3 separate regions of the Mus musculus genome follow, and all the other regions are linked to region 2. The links are chromatin loops, found by intact Hi-C in ENCODE. Cell type or tissue: heart. All regions are shown on one strand. Region 1 overlaps Herc1 (HECT and RLD domain containing E3 ubiquitin protein ligase family member 1). Region 2 has its middle 17 kb from the start of Gm39364. Region 3 overlaps Herc1 (HECT and RLD domain containing E3 ubiquitin protein ligase family member 1).

Evidence for each region. Hi-C counts contacts between places; a loop is a spot of excess contacts. Peaks named below come from ENCODE experiments on the same cell type or tissue, not always from the same donor. Only the 100,000 strongest peaks of a DNase experiment are listed, where the experiment ranks them.
Region 1: a loop joins it to region 2, with 2.2 times the contacts of the local background. A loop is called at or near these places in 12 of 42 quality-filtered maps.
Region 3: it touches region 2 in a loop (2.9-fold over the local background); 12 of 42 quality-filtered maps call a loop at or near these places.

Annotation. Positions count from the first base shown.
Region 1 is chr9:66,380,897-66,384,896 of GRCm38, forward strand. All of the region lies in intron 3 of Herc1 (HECT and RLD domain containing E3 ubiquitin protein ligase family member 1), which reads left to right. Among named protein-coding and RNA genes, the nearest start is that of Gm30447, 29 kb to the left of the region's middle. In heart, no CTCF peak of the experiment used is centred here; no DNase peak of the experiment used is centred here.
Region 2 is chr9:66,282,434-66,286,433 of GRCm38, forward strand. No RefSeq gene overlaps it. Among named protein-coding and RNA genes, the nearest start is that of Gm39364, 17 kb to the right of the region's middle. In heart, CTCF peaks have their summits at 354 (motif pointing right) and 1,583 (motif pointing right); no DNase peak of the experiment used is centred here; H3K27ac peaks cover 330 bases.
Region 3 is chr9:66,375,735-66,379,734 of GRCm38, forward strand. It overlaps Herc1 (HECT and RLD domain containing E3 ubiquitin protein ligase family member 1), which reads left to right. Exons shown (of 78, transcript NM_145617.3): 3 at 583-678. Among named protein-coding and RNA genes, the nearest start is that of Gm30447, 24 kb to the left of the region's middle. In heart, no CTCF peak of the experiment used is centred here; no DNase peak of the experiment used is centred here.

The DNA of each region.
Region 1 (4,000 bases), 98 kb after region 2:
AAAAATATTCCTGTATTATAGATTTTCATACTATCTTTATTCCCTTCCTCCTTCCATCCCTCCCTCTTTCTGGGATCAAAGGCATGTGCCACCACTGCCCAATGTATTTGGTTCTTTTTTGGGGGAGGAACTCTTATTTGTATGTTAGTTTTTGCCTTGCATTGTCATCTTTTATTGAAATTAAAAAATATTTTAAGTTTATTTTCATTTCTATAATGTCTTTATTTTTTTTGTTACTCATAAGGCATTGTTTGTTAACTTTAAAAAGACATATTTTTATTTATTTGTGTATGTATTTGTGGTGTGAATGTATGCCATGTATGTGATACCTGTAGAAGACCTGAGGAGGGCACTCAATTCCCTGGAGCTGCAGTTACAAGTGGTCCAATGTGGGTACTAGAAAGCAAACTTTGGTCCTCTACAAGATCAGAAAGTTCTCTTGACTACCAAGCATTCCTCTAGCCCCATATTATTTTTATTTACTCTTGTATTTCTTCTACTTTGGTCTTCATTTAAACATTTCATGTTTAAAATTTCTACTTTATTCCTTTAAAATTTAAAAAGATTTTTAATTCTTTGATAGTATCATACAGTGTATTTTGATATTTTACTCCTTCCCAACTCCTCCTAGATCTGCCCTCCTCACCCTCACTTCCCTGATCAACCCATTTTTGAGTTTTTCTCTTTATTTTAGTCCACAAAGTCCAATTTGTGTTGTCCAACTACTATTGGAAGTGGGGCTTGCTTTGGAGTTTGATTGACCTATTTAATAGTTGACACCATTAAAGAAAACTGACTCCCTCTCCCAGCAGCTATCAAATGCCATTAGGTCCTCAGCTAGAGGTGGCGTTTCATACCTATCTCTTCCCCTCCATTCAGGGATTTTTGTCTAGTTTGTGTTGGGCAGGTTTTATGCGTGATGTGAGTTCATATGTGCAACTGCCCTGTCTTGAAGTTATCTGGCACCTCTGGTCCTTACATTCTTTCTGTCTCTTCTACAGTGAGAACACCCAAGCTTTGCTGGAGAGGTGTGATATGTTAGCTCCATTTAGAGCTAGCATTCTCATTCAGATTTGTGCTTTTCTTTCACATATTGTTTGATTTTCTTAATCTTTTTTGGCTTGAAAAGATCACAAAGGGTTCATTTTTCTGTCATGTTTTAATTATAGGGATGGTCTTCTTTCTCTCCTTCTTTATCCCATTTTTGTTACCCCCTGTGATGGTTTGTATATTCTTGGACCAGAGAGTGGCAACATCTGGAGGTGTGGCCTTGTTGGAATAGGTGTGACTTGATTGTTGAATAGGTGTGTCACTGTGGGTGTGGGCTTAAAACCCTCACCCTAGTTGCCTGGAAGTCAGTCTTCCACTAGCAGCCTTTGGATGAAGACATAGAACTCTCAGCTCTGCCTGCACCATGACAGCCTGGATGCTGCCATGTCCCACCTTGATAATAATGGACTGAACCTCTGAACCTGTAAGCTAGCCCCAAATAAATGTTGTTTTTTATAAGACTTGTCTTGGTCATAGTGTCTGGTCACAGCAGTAAAACTCTAAGACACCCCCCTCACCCCCATTTCTTCCTGTCTTCCCTCCTCCTCTTCTCTATGTTCTCTCCTTTCCTTCTTCTCCCACTCTTCTCACCTTGTGTTTCTTTTCTTTTTTCTTTTTCTTTCATGGTCTATCACTCAGGCTGACTTTAACCTCATGCTCTGTGCCTTGAGTCTTGGAATTAGTCAGGCATCATTATGACCAAGTATTCAAGTTCATCAGAACTCTGTTATTAACTTTTCTGTGAAATTAGTTTTTCTGAAACTTCAGAATGGATTGGGTTTCAAGGTAGCATGTTGTGTGATTCTTTTTTCTTTCTTTCGATTTCTTTTCTACTATTCTTGTATGATATTTGAAAAAATCATTTCCCCAGGCTTTTCTTCTCACTTTTATCTTCTCCTTCTCCATCTCTTCTCTCCACTGTTCCTATCCCTGTACTTTTGAATCTACTCTAGTAGTTTGTCCTTTGCATTGGGCTCCTTCCTGGGAGGGAATCCTGACTGGTTCGTTTTTTTTTTTTTTTTTAATTACAGGAGCTAGATAACCCATGACATTTAAAATGTATTTATTGTCCTGGAGCCCTTGGCCTTGTTTGTTGTGGGAAAGGGCAGAACTTCTCCAAGGTGTGACTAGTTTTCTTAGATTGACCTATTCTTTTAATGAGTACCCAACTGGCTGTTGTAGGATTCTATTGTTCAGCTGTCTGCCAGGCCTTCATTGCTTTCTGCTGTACTGGAATCGAACATAAATAAACAAAATCTCAAAAAAAATATCTAAAGAAATAAAACAAATGTCCTCATAATTGGAGAAGGAAAACCATTTCAATAAATGGCAGTGATTCTGTAATGGTAATGCTGTGTGTATTTGGTGGTGCACTGCGATCACCTACTTTGTGGTTCTTGGAGCTACATGTACGTAGTTTGTTATGAATGTTAAATGGAGCTCGAGTCTCAGAGTTGGAGAGTTGAGAACCGTGGTGCTCTGGTTCTGCCATCTGAGTTTTACAGAATCCTGCTTAGCAACCACCTTCCAGCTTTACGTTTACTGTAAAACTGTGCTTTTAAATCTCATTAGTATTGTTTTCTTTTTCCTCTTTTTTCTTTTTTTTTTCTTTTTTGAGAAAAGAGGAAGGACCTTGTTACAATACTAGGTCTATGAATGATAAATTTCACTGTCTTGCTACACCACCATCCTCCTTTCGTCATCAGTGAAGTTCCAGATTCATTGACAGGTAGTTCTGTGTCCTGATGTTCACTAGGAAAACCTTGTCAGACATACTTACTCTATTACTTTGCATTATAGTTAAAGGTTCTGAGTAAAATTCTTCTGTCTCTTCCTGTTTAATATGCTGACAAAACATTACCTCTTTAAGATTTTTCTGTTTTACTTATGTTAAAAAAAAACCTTTAAACCACAAATTGACAATAATTACAGTCATAGTTTTTTTTTCTTCTTAAATATTTATTTATTTATTCATTTATTGAATGTATGAGTACACCTTTGCTCTCTTCAGACACACCAGAAGAGGGCATTGGATCTCATTATAGATGGTTGTGAGCCAGCATGTGTTTGCTGGGAATTGAACACAGAACCTCTGGGAGAGCAGCCAGTGCTCTTAACCGCTGACCATCTCTCCAGCCCCCAGTCATAGTTTTAATATGTTGATTGTATTGAGGTTTTGTGTGTTAATAAAAAGCAGTTGTGTAAAACTTAGTTGATATCAGAAAATATGGAAAGTCAATAACAAGGATTAATTTTAGCTCTACTTGATAGAATATGTGAAGTTAAAATGGCATTCCTCTTTCCTGTAACATCAACTTGTAAAATACTTTGAACCTTAATATTAAGTGTTAGTGTGTTTGCAGTGAGACTAATACTCTGATATAGATCCCTTCCTTAGTTCAAGGAGTCAGAGTGTCACCTTGGTTCCTATGCTTTGGGATAAAATATAGTAACATATTATATAATTTTGAGACAAGACCTCAATGTGTAGCCCTGGCTGTCCTGGAACTCACCTACTTCTGACTCCCAAGTGCTGGGATTAAAGAGATACACCACCATGCCTGGTCAGTAAATGAGCTATATAACAAAGATAAGTGATTTAAATATTTATTAGAAAAAAGTAGTTAATTGTGATTTAACATTACATGGAATATTGTCTATGTAAGCATCAAGAGTAGGCATAAAATTTTGCGTTATTGTTTTGACATTTGTCAGTTCTTAATTACTATTAAAGAATGTGCATATGAAAAGAGGTAACATTTATTATGTAAAGGTAACAAGATTATTAGTGATGTTTTCTTCCTACTTTGTCTTTATGAACTTTGTATGTGAAAACATTTTATTTAATAAAGTGGCTTGATTATGTATGTCCTTCCCACCTTAGCTATTTACTCTGTGCTAATTAATATTTTAGCTATCTGTATTTAAAGCTAGATGTGAGTAGCTTAGA
Region 2 (4,000 bases):
AAGCAAACAGGTGACTGGAGAGATGGCTCAGCAGTTAAGAGCACTGACTACTCTTCCAAAGGTCCTGAGTTCAATTTCCAGCAACCACATGGTGGCTTATAGCCATCTGTAATGGGATTTGGTGCCTTCTTTTGGTGTCTGAAGACAGCCACAGTGTACCCATAGAAATAAAATAAATACACCTTAAAAAAAAAAACCCACTGTTCTCATTTTTAAAAAGTGAAAAAAAAAAAACAACAGAAATCAAACTAACACATCTGCATCTCCCCCCACCTCAACCCCCCAATGTGTATTGCTGTTTTGTCTGCACATAAGTGTGCACCATGTGCATGCAGTTTCCACAGAAGCCAGAAGAGGGCATCAGACCACCTGGACTTACAGACAGTAGTGAGAGCTACAAGGATTGAACCCTTGTCCTCTGGAAAAACAGTCAGCTCTGTTAACCACTGAGCCATCTTTCTAACCCAGGTTCTGCATCCTTGAAAAGATTTACAATGGAAGATGCTACTCTGATGGTAGGGATGAGGGACTAGTAGGCGCATAGTCATCCCTTTTTAAGGGCAGATGGCCAACTTCATCATTTGTTTTTCTGAGTGCCCCCAACTTCTGGGCTATTCCTTGTAATTTCTTATCTATTTGGCTCTCACTCATTCAGGGAGTGGGGGATGGGGACAGGGACTGAGCTTTGCTTTCCAGGAGCAGACTCGCTTGACGGAGCACCCCTGGGTAGCACTAGGGATGCCCTGACGCTCCTTGTGAGGCTGCAGCAGCTTTTGAACTCCTTCTCCCCTATAGCCAAGCTTTTAATTTCTTCCTTAGCAGCTGGGAAAAACAAGGGGAGAGGGCAGTGAGGTGATTAGTGGGCAAAGGTGCCTGCTGCCAAGCTTTAGTCTCATGCCCAGGATCCAAATGGTGGAAGGAGAGAAATGACTTTCGAAAGTTGCCCTTGAACCTCCACACACCTGCTATAATGTGCACATGTGCATGGGTATGTGTGCATGCATGCATACACATTCATGCTCACCCACATGAATACACACATACAGGCACTAAATAAATTTCTTCTCCCTCAACATTTCCAAGGCTTGAGCCTGCATAGCAACCATGCTGCCTTCTCTAGTGCCAGGGGAGAGCTAAGTTATCAGTAGGCAATCCTAGGAAGAGAACTCATGTTTATCAAGACATGAGTTTATCATGTTATACAAAGGCATTGTTCTAATCTCTTGTGTGTACTTTCCCTGACTTACCTACCACCTTTGCAGATGAGGAAGTGGAGGACCTTGGAAGCTATGCTGAATAAGACAAGGCTGGTAGATAGTGGAGCCAGGGTTTGGTTCTGGACTTTGAAGTCCATGTGCTGTTACTGTAGGCTGCCTTTGAGGGGCCCCTTGGAGGCAGAGGTCATGAAACTTCAGGAGTTGTATGGAATTCTACCCACACAAGGCAGTCCTGGACATTCAATGTGTGTCAACTGAGACTAACCTCAGCCAGTTTACACGGTGCTGTGTTGCCCACTGTCAAGGTCATAGGCACTCCCAAAGATTATTGAAGAGAAAAGCTTGAACCTTACGAGGTCATGGCCACCAGGTGGCACTGCAAGGACTGATTGAGATCTTTGTTCCTAGATCTGAAAGCCAGTAAGATATACCTGGTTCCTAAAACAGAGGTTCCAGGGAAACAAGCAAACCAATCAACCACAGGCCAAACCCTTGAGAGTCTGGCTTAATGTTTTGCATAGGCTTTGTGGAAATCTGCCAAGATTTTTTTAAAGTTTTAATTTTCAGAGTCAGTCAAATGCCATCTATATAGTTCAAGAATTTTCAAGTATAAAACAGGAGCTGGGGTTGCAGCTTAGTGCTAGAGTACCTGCTTTGCATGTACACAGCTCTGGCTTCAGTCTCCAGTACAAACACACACACACACACACACACACACACACACACACACACACTGTATAAAAAGTATGTAGAAAAAATCTACTCTTATATTTACTGCTATTAGTTATTTATGAATCCTTCTAAATATTACACATGTAAACATAATACATAACTATCTTCATACAAGATTTTATATGAATATATATTTTATATAGCAATATGTATATATAAAGCCATATACATATATATATGGATATATATATATATATATATATATATATATATATATATATATATATTCCTTCTTTTAAAACAGATGGCTGCTTAAAAAAACCTTGCTTTTGAGGGACTATTAAAATGGCTCATAGGAAAAAGACACTCACTTACAAGCCTGACAACCCAAGTTCTATCTCCAAGATCCAAATGATGCAAGGAAGGCAGCCAGGCATGATGGTACCTGCTTTTAATTCTAGCATTCAGGAAAGTGAGTTACAGGCCAGCCAAGGCTATATAGTGAGACCTGTCTCAAAAACAACAACAAACCAAAATGGTGGAAGAAGATAGCTTGACTCCAGCAGGTTGTCCTTGCTCCATACGTGCTGCCTGACACATATATGTGCATATGTGTTTCACATATATGTGCATGTGTGTTTCTTTCCTTCAAGGGAGAAAAAGATCCACTGTAGTCTTCCACTCAAGAAGACTCCCTGCCATTTAAAGAAGAGAAGTTAGTGATGTTAGCCATACTTCATTTTGTAATCTACAAATATGATGATAAATGTACACATTGCAAAGTGAACATATTTTAAAGTAAAATAGGAACAATTCATACAGTTTTGTTTTCCAACAAAAACAAAGGTGAAACAAGTGAAAATGATAACTAGTAACAGATGGTTTTATGTAGATCTTTATGTCGGCAGTAATCCTTTTTTTTTTAAGATTTATTTATTTTATTATATGTAAGTAAACTGTAGCTGTCTTCAGACACTCCAGAAGAGGGAGTCAGATCTCATTACAGATGGTTGTGAGCCACCATGTGGTTGCTGGGATTTGAACTCTGGACCTTCGGAAGAGCAGTCGGGTGCTCTTACCCACTGAGCCATCTCACCAGCCTGGCAGTAATCCTTTTAAAATTCTATTGATTTGTTTTGTTTTTTAAGACAGGGTTTCATGTACTCCAGGCTGGCTTTGAACTTGATATGTAGGTTGATTTACATTTTTAAAATTATATTTATTATTATTATTATTATTGTGTGTGTGTGTGTCTGTCTGTCTGTGGCATGGAATGTAGGGTGGGGGACAATGGGTGTCAAAGGACACTTTTTGGGAGTCTGCTCTTTCCTCCCACTGCTGGCTCTAGAAACTGAACTCAGGTTATCAGGCTTGCATAGTGCTTGTGTGTGTGTGTGTGTGTGTGTGTGTGTGTGTGTGTGTGTGTGTACCTGCTGGGTGGCTTGCTAGCCCTTGTTTGATTTTTTGATTGGTTGATCTCAGATTGTGGCTTTAGAGACGTTTTATAATCTGTATCATTTGATCTCTCAGCTTGTCAACTGTCAGTGTTGATAGTAAGCTTTCAGATGGTATTCTTGATTCTTGTATGCACAGAACGTCAGAAACCTTCAGTCATTATTCTGTCCCTGATCAGCTTTCAAGTGGCGCCGCTCATGTGACTTATCAGAAATTACAATTGCACGATGTTTGTGATAATTACCGTGGATTCTTTCCAGATGCTTCTCAGCACTTTGGCCTTTAGTGGACTTTGGGAACAGAGCCCAAAGCCTCTGTTATCTGATGATGCCAAACTGCAGCTGCACATTTTCTAATGCCCTAGGGATGCAGGCGTGACAGCTACTGTTCCCCAGCCACAGTGACCTGCAGGCTTTTGCTCCTGATCTCAGAGGTCTGTTTGCCATGGGGTAGGATCATGCTGTTACATAGGATATACACTGGGTCATGCCTTGTTTCTTTCACGGAACAATATAGAGATTTTTATCAGTTTGTAAAAAACTACTGATTCTTTTGGGGATTAAAACACAATGATATTATTTCCCCCTTCACTTTCATTCTCCTTTCTCAATCACACACACACACACACACACACACACACACACACTTTTTCAAAA
Region 3 (4,000 bases), 93 kb after region 2:
ACACAGACTCCTGAGTCACATACTGTGTGAAGTAATTCTTATAACCTTGAGTTTACCTTTTAAATCCATATTTTTCTGGTTCTATTTTATACAGTTTACTTGCTTTTGTTAAATAGGTTAACCTTTTCCACAAATAGTAACTATAAAATGTGTAGCAGAATGATTTTATTGTTAGTTTTCTAGTTTCTGTCTATTTGTCATTCCTGGACAAATATCAGGTGTACCTAGTCAGAAACCACCCTTCCTCCACCCAAGGCCCTATACCTTGTCATATATGCTTCTTAGTAAGTCAAAGATACACTGAAAAGTAGACTGCTGTCTTCAACATTCTGTGTTTGCCTCAAAGAAGAATCTTGTGTTTTATTTAGTATGGCTTTCTCTCTATTTAATGAGGCAGTTATAAAGTGATTGGTGCTTGATTGATCCTTTGACGCAATAGATTTTTGTAATACTTTTAGTTGGTTTTGTCCTAGTAATAGGAATTGGTAGTACACCTAATCTTACAAAGTTTTTAAAGTAGATTTTTTTTAACTTATATGTCTGTTTCCTTTCCATATTGTACCCCACAATATTTAATTACAGGGTTCATCTGCTGATCGGAGTCAGTGGAGAGAACCAACTAGAACATCTGAAGGCTTATGTTCACTCTATGAGGCAGCATTATGTCTTTTTGAAGAGGTATGTAATCTTCATAGCTTTGCATTAAAAATGTCTTTGTTGTAAAATGTTACAGCATACATTTATCTCTTGAAAGTCTCTAAAAGAAAATGGTACCAGTGGTTGGCTATCCCTGGAGATTGGAGCTCAGTGTTTAGTTGCCATGGCTTGGAAAGAGATACTTTTCAGTGTGTCTCCTTTTAGTTATTTTAATTTTTGGATCATGTATTGGTAACTTTTGTTGAAAAAAGTTATTGAGTAAAACAGATTCAGAAGGAATTATAAATAATTGTATACCTTAACAAATTGTGGTAAAATAAATATTCTTCTAATCATTACCTAGACTTAAAAAAAAAAGATTGCCATCAAACCTGACAACTTGATTATAATTGCCAGGTACCACATGGTAGAAGGAAAGAACAAACTTTCTCAAGTACACACACACACACATACATATGAAAAGTAAATAGAATTTGCCATCCACTGCAGAAGGCCTTTCACAGTCTGGTCATTACCTTTTCTCTACAACAGTTCACTGTATTGACTTTTAAACTAATTTCCTTGCCAGTTTTAGTTGTGTCACCCACGTGTATGTGCCTGGACTCTAACTCATTTTTTTTTCCCACTTAAAAAATGTTTTTAAAATCGCTTTTTAAAAAATTGGTTATTTATTTACATTTCAAATGTTATTCTCCTTCTCAGTTTCCCCTCCCCAAACCCCCTTTCTCCTTCCCTGCCCCCCTGCTTCTATGAAGGTGCTCCCCCACCCACTCATCTATTCATGCCTCAGTACCCTAGCATTCCCCTATGCTTGGTCATTGAGCGTCTATAGGACCAAGGAACTCCCCTCCTATTGATGCCAGATAAGGCAATGTCTGTTACATGTGCAGCTGGAGCCATGGGTCCCTCCTGGTGGTTTAGTCCCTGGGAGCTCTGGGGGGTCTGGTTGCTTGATATTGTTGTTCTTCCTGTGGGGTTGCAAGCCCCTTCAGCTCCTTCAGTCCTTCCCCTAACTACTCCATTGAGGTCCCTGCACTCAGTCTGATAGTTGGCTGTGTGCATCCACATCTGTATTGGTTAGGCTCTGGCTCAGCCTCAGCCTCTCAGGGGACAGCTATACCAGGCTCCTGTCAGTAAGTGCTTCTTGGCATCTGCAATAGTGTCTGGGTTTGGTGTCTATAGATGGGATGGATCCCTAGGTGGGGCAGTTTCTGGATTGCCTTTGCATCAGTCTCTGCTCCACTTTTTGTCCCTGCATTTCCTTTTAACAGGAACAATTCTGATTAATATTGAAATTAGTGGGTGGCCTCATCCCTCAATCGGGGGCCGTGCCTATCCACTGGATATGCTCTCTACAGATTCTCTCTCCCCTTTGTTGGGTGTTTTGGCTAATGTCATCCCTGTTGGGTCTTGGGAACTTCTTGGGTCCTTGGCATTTGGGACTTTCTAGTGGCTACCCCCAGTTCCTCCTCCCCCACTGCTATATATTTCTGTTCAAATTCCTGACCCTCTGTACTTCTCCCCTGTCTCCTTCCCCCTCTTCCCTCCCTTCCCCTCTTCCTCCCACATCCCTCCCTCCCTCTACCTTCCCTTCTGAGTAAGAGTGAAGCATCCACACTTTGGTCTTCTTCCTTGGGTTTCATATGGTCTGTGAGTTGTATTTTGGGCATTCCAAACCTTTTTTTTTTTTGGTAGTGGGGGGGGGCTAATATCTACTTATCAGTGAGTACATACCATGTGTGTTCTTTTGTGACTGGGTTATATTTTCTAGTTCTGGATGATATCCAGATGATATCTGGATGATATTTTCTTTTCTTTTTTTTTTTTTTAAAGATTTATTTATTATATGTAAGTACACTGTAGCTATCTTCAGACACTCCAGAAGAGGGCGTCAGATCTTGTTACAGATGGTTGTGAGCCACCATGTGGTTGCTGGGATTTGAACTCCGGACCTTCGGAAGAGCAGTCGGGTGCTCTTACCCACTGAGCCATCTCTGGATGATATTTTCTATTTCCATCCATTTGCTTGTGAATTTCATGAAGACATTGTTTTTAATAGCTAAGTAGTACTCCATTGTATAAATGTCTGCATTTTCTGTATCCATTCTTCTGTTGAGGGACATCTGGATTGTTTCCAGCTTCTGATTATTATAAATAAGGCTGCTATGAACATAGTAGAGACTCCAGAGAACCAAATAACCCAATTAAAAATGGGGTACACGGCTAAACAAAGAATTTGCAACTGAGGAATACCGAATGGCTGAGAAGCAGTCAAAGAAATGTTCAGGCCGGGCGTGGTGGCGCACACCTTTAGTCCCAGCACTCGGGAGGCAGAGGCAGGTGGATTTCTGAGTTCGATGCCAACCTGGTCTACAAAGTGAGTTCCAGGACAGCCAAGGCTATACAGAGAAACCCTGTCTCAAAAAACCAAAAAAAAAAAAAAAAAAAAAAAGAAAAGAAAAGAAAAAAGAAATGTTCAACATCCTTAGTTGTCAGAGAAATGCAAATCAAAGACCCTGAGATTCTACCAGTCAGAATGGCTAAGATCAAAAACTCAGGTGACAGCAAATGCTAGTGAGGATGTGGAGGAAGAGGAATACTCCTCCATTATTGGTGGGATTGCAAGCTGGTAGAACCACTCTTGAAATCACTCTGGTGGTTCCTTAGAAAATTGGAAATAGTTCTACCTGAGGACCCAGCTATACCATTCCTGGGCATTTCTTTCTTTCTTTCTTTTTTTTTTTTTCTTTTTAAAGATGTATGTATGTATGTATGTATGTATGTATGTATGTATGTATGTATGTATGTGAGTACACTGTAGCTGTCTTCAGACACACCAGAAGAGGTCATCAGATCCTATTACAGATGGTTGTGAGCCACCATGTGGTTACTTGGAATTGACTTCAGGACCTCTGGAAGAACAGTCAGTGCTCTTAACCACTGAGCCATCTCTCCGGTCCCCCCCAAAAAATCTCTTAATCTTTATGTTCATATTCCCTTCTTTGAGTTGGTGGTAGTTATATGATATTCTAATTCTGTTATTTTTCTCCATTTATTAGTTGGAATAATTTTTAGAGAATTGTTCCTTTAATCAACTGATTATTCTGCTAGTTTGTATAGGAAAGGTAGAATAACTTCTTGATTCTCCCTATTCCCTTTTTTGGGGGGAGGTGAATGGGGTTTCTAAATAGAGTTTCTCTGTGTAACAGCTCTGGATGTCCTGGAGCTCACTTTGTAGAACAGGATGCCTGGAATTCAGAGATCCACCTGCCTCTACCTCCAAGCACTGGGATTAAAGGCATGTGCCGCCATGCCAGGCTCCCCATTTACTGTTTATTGACTA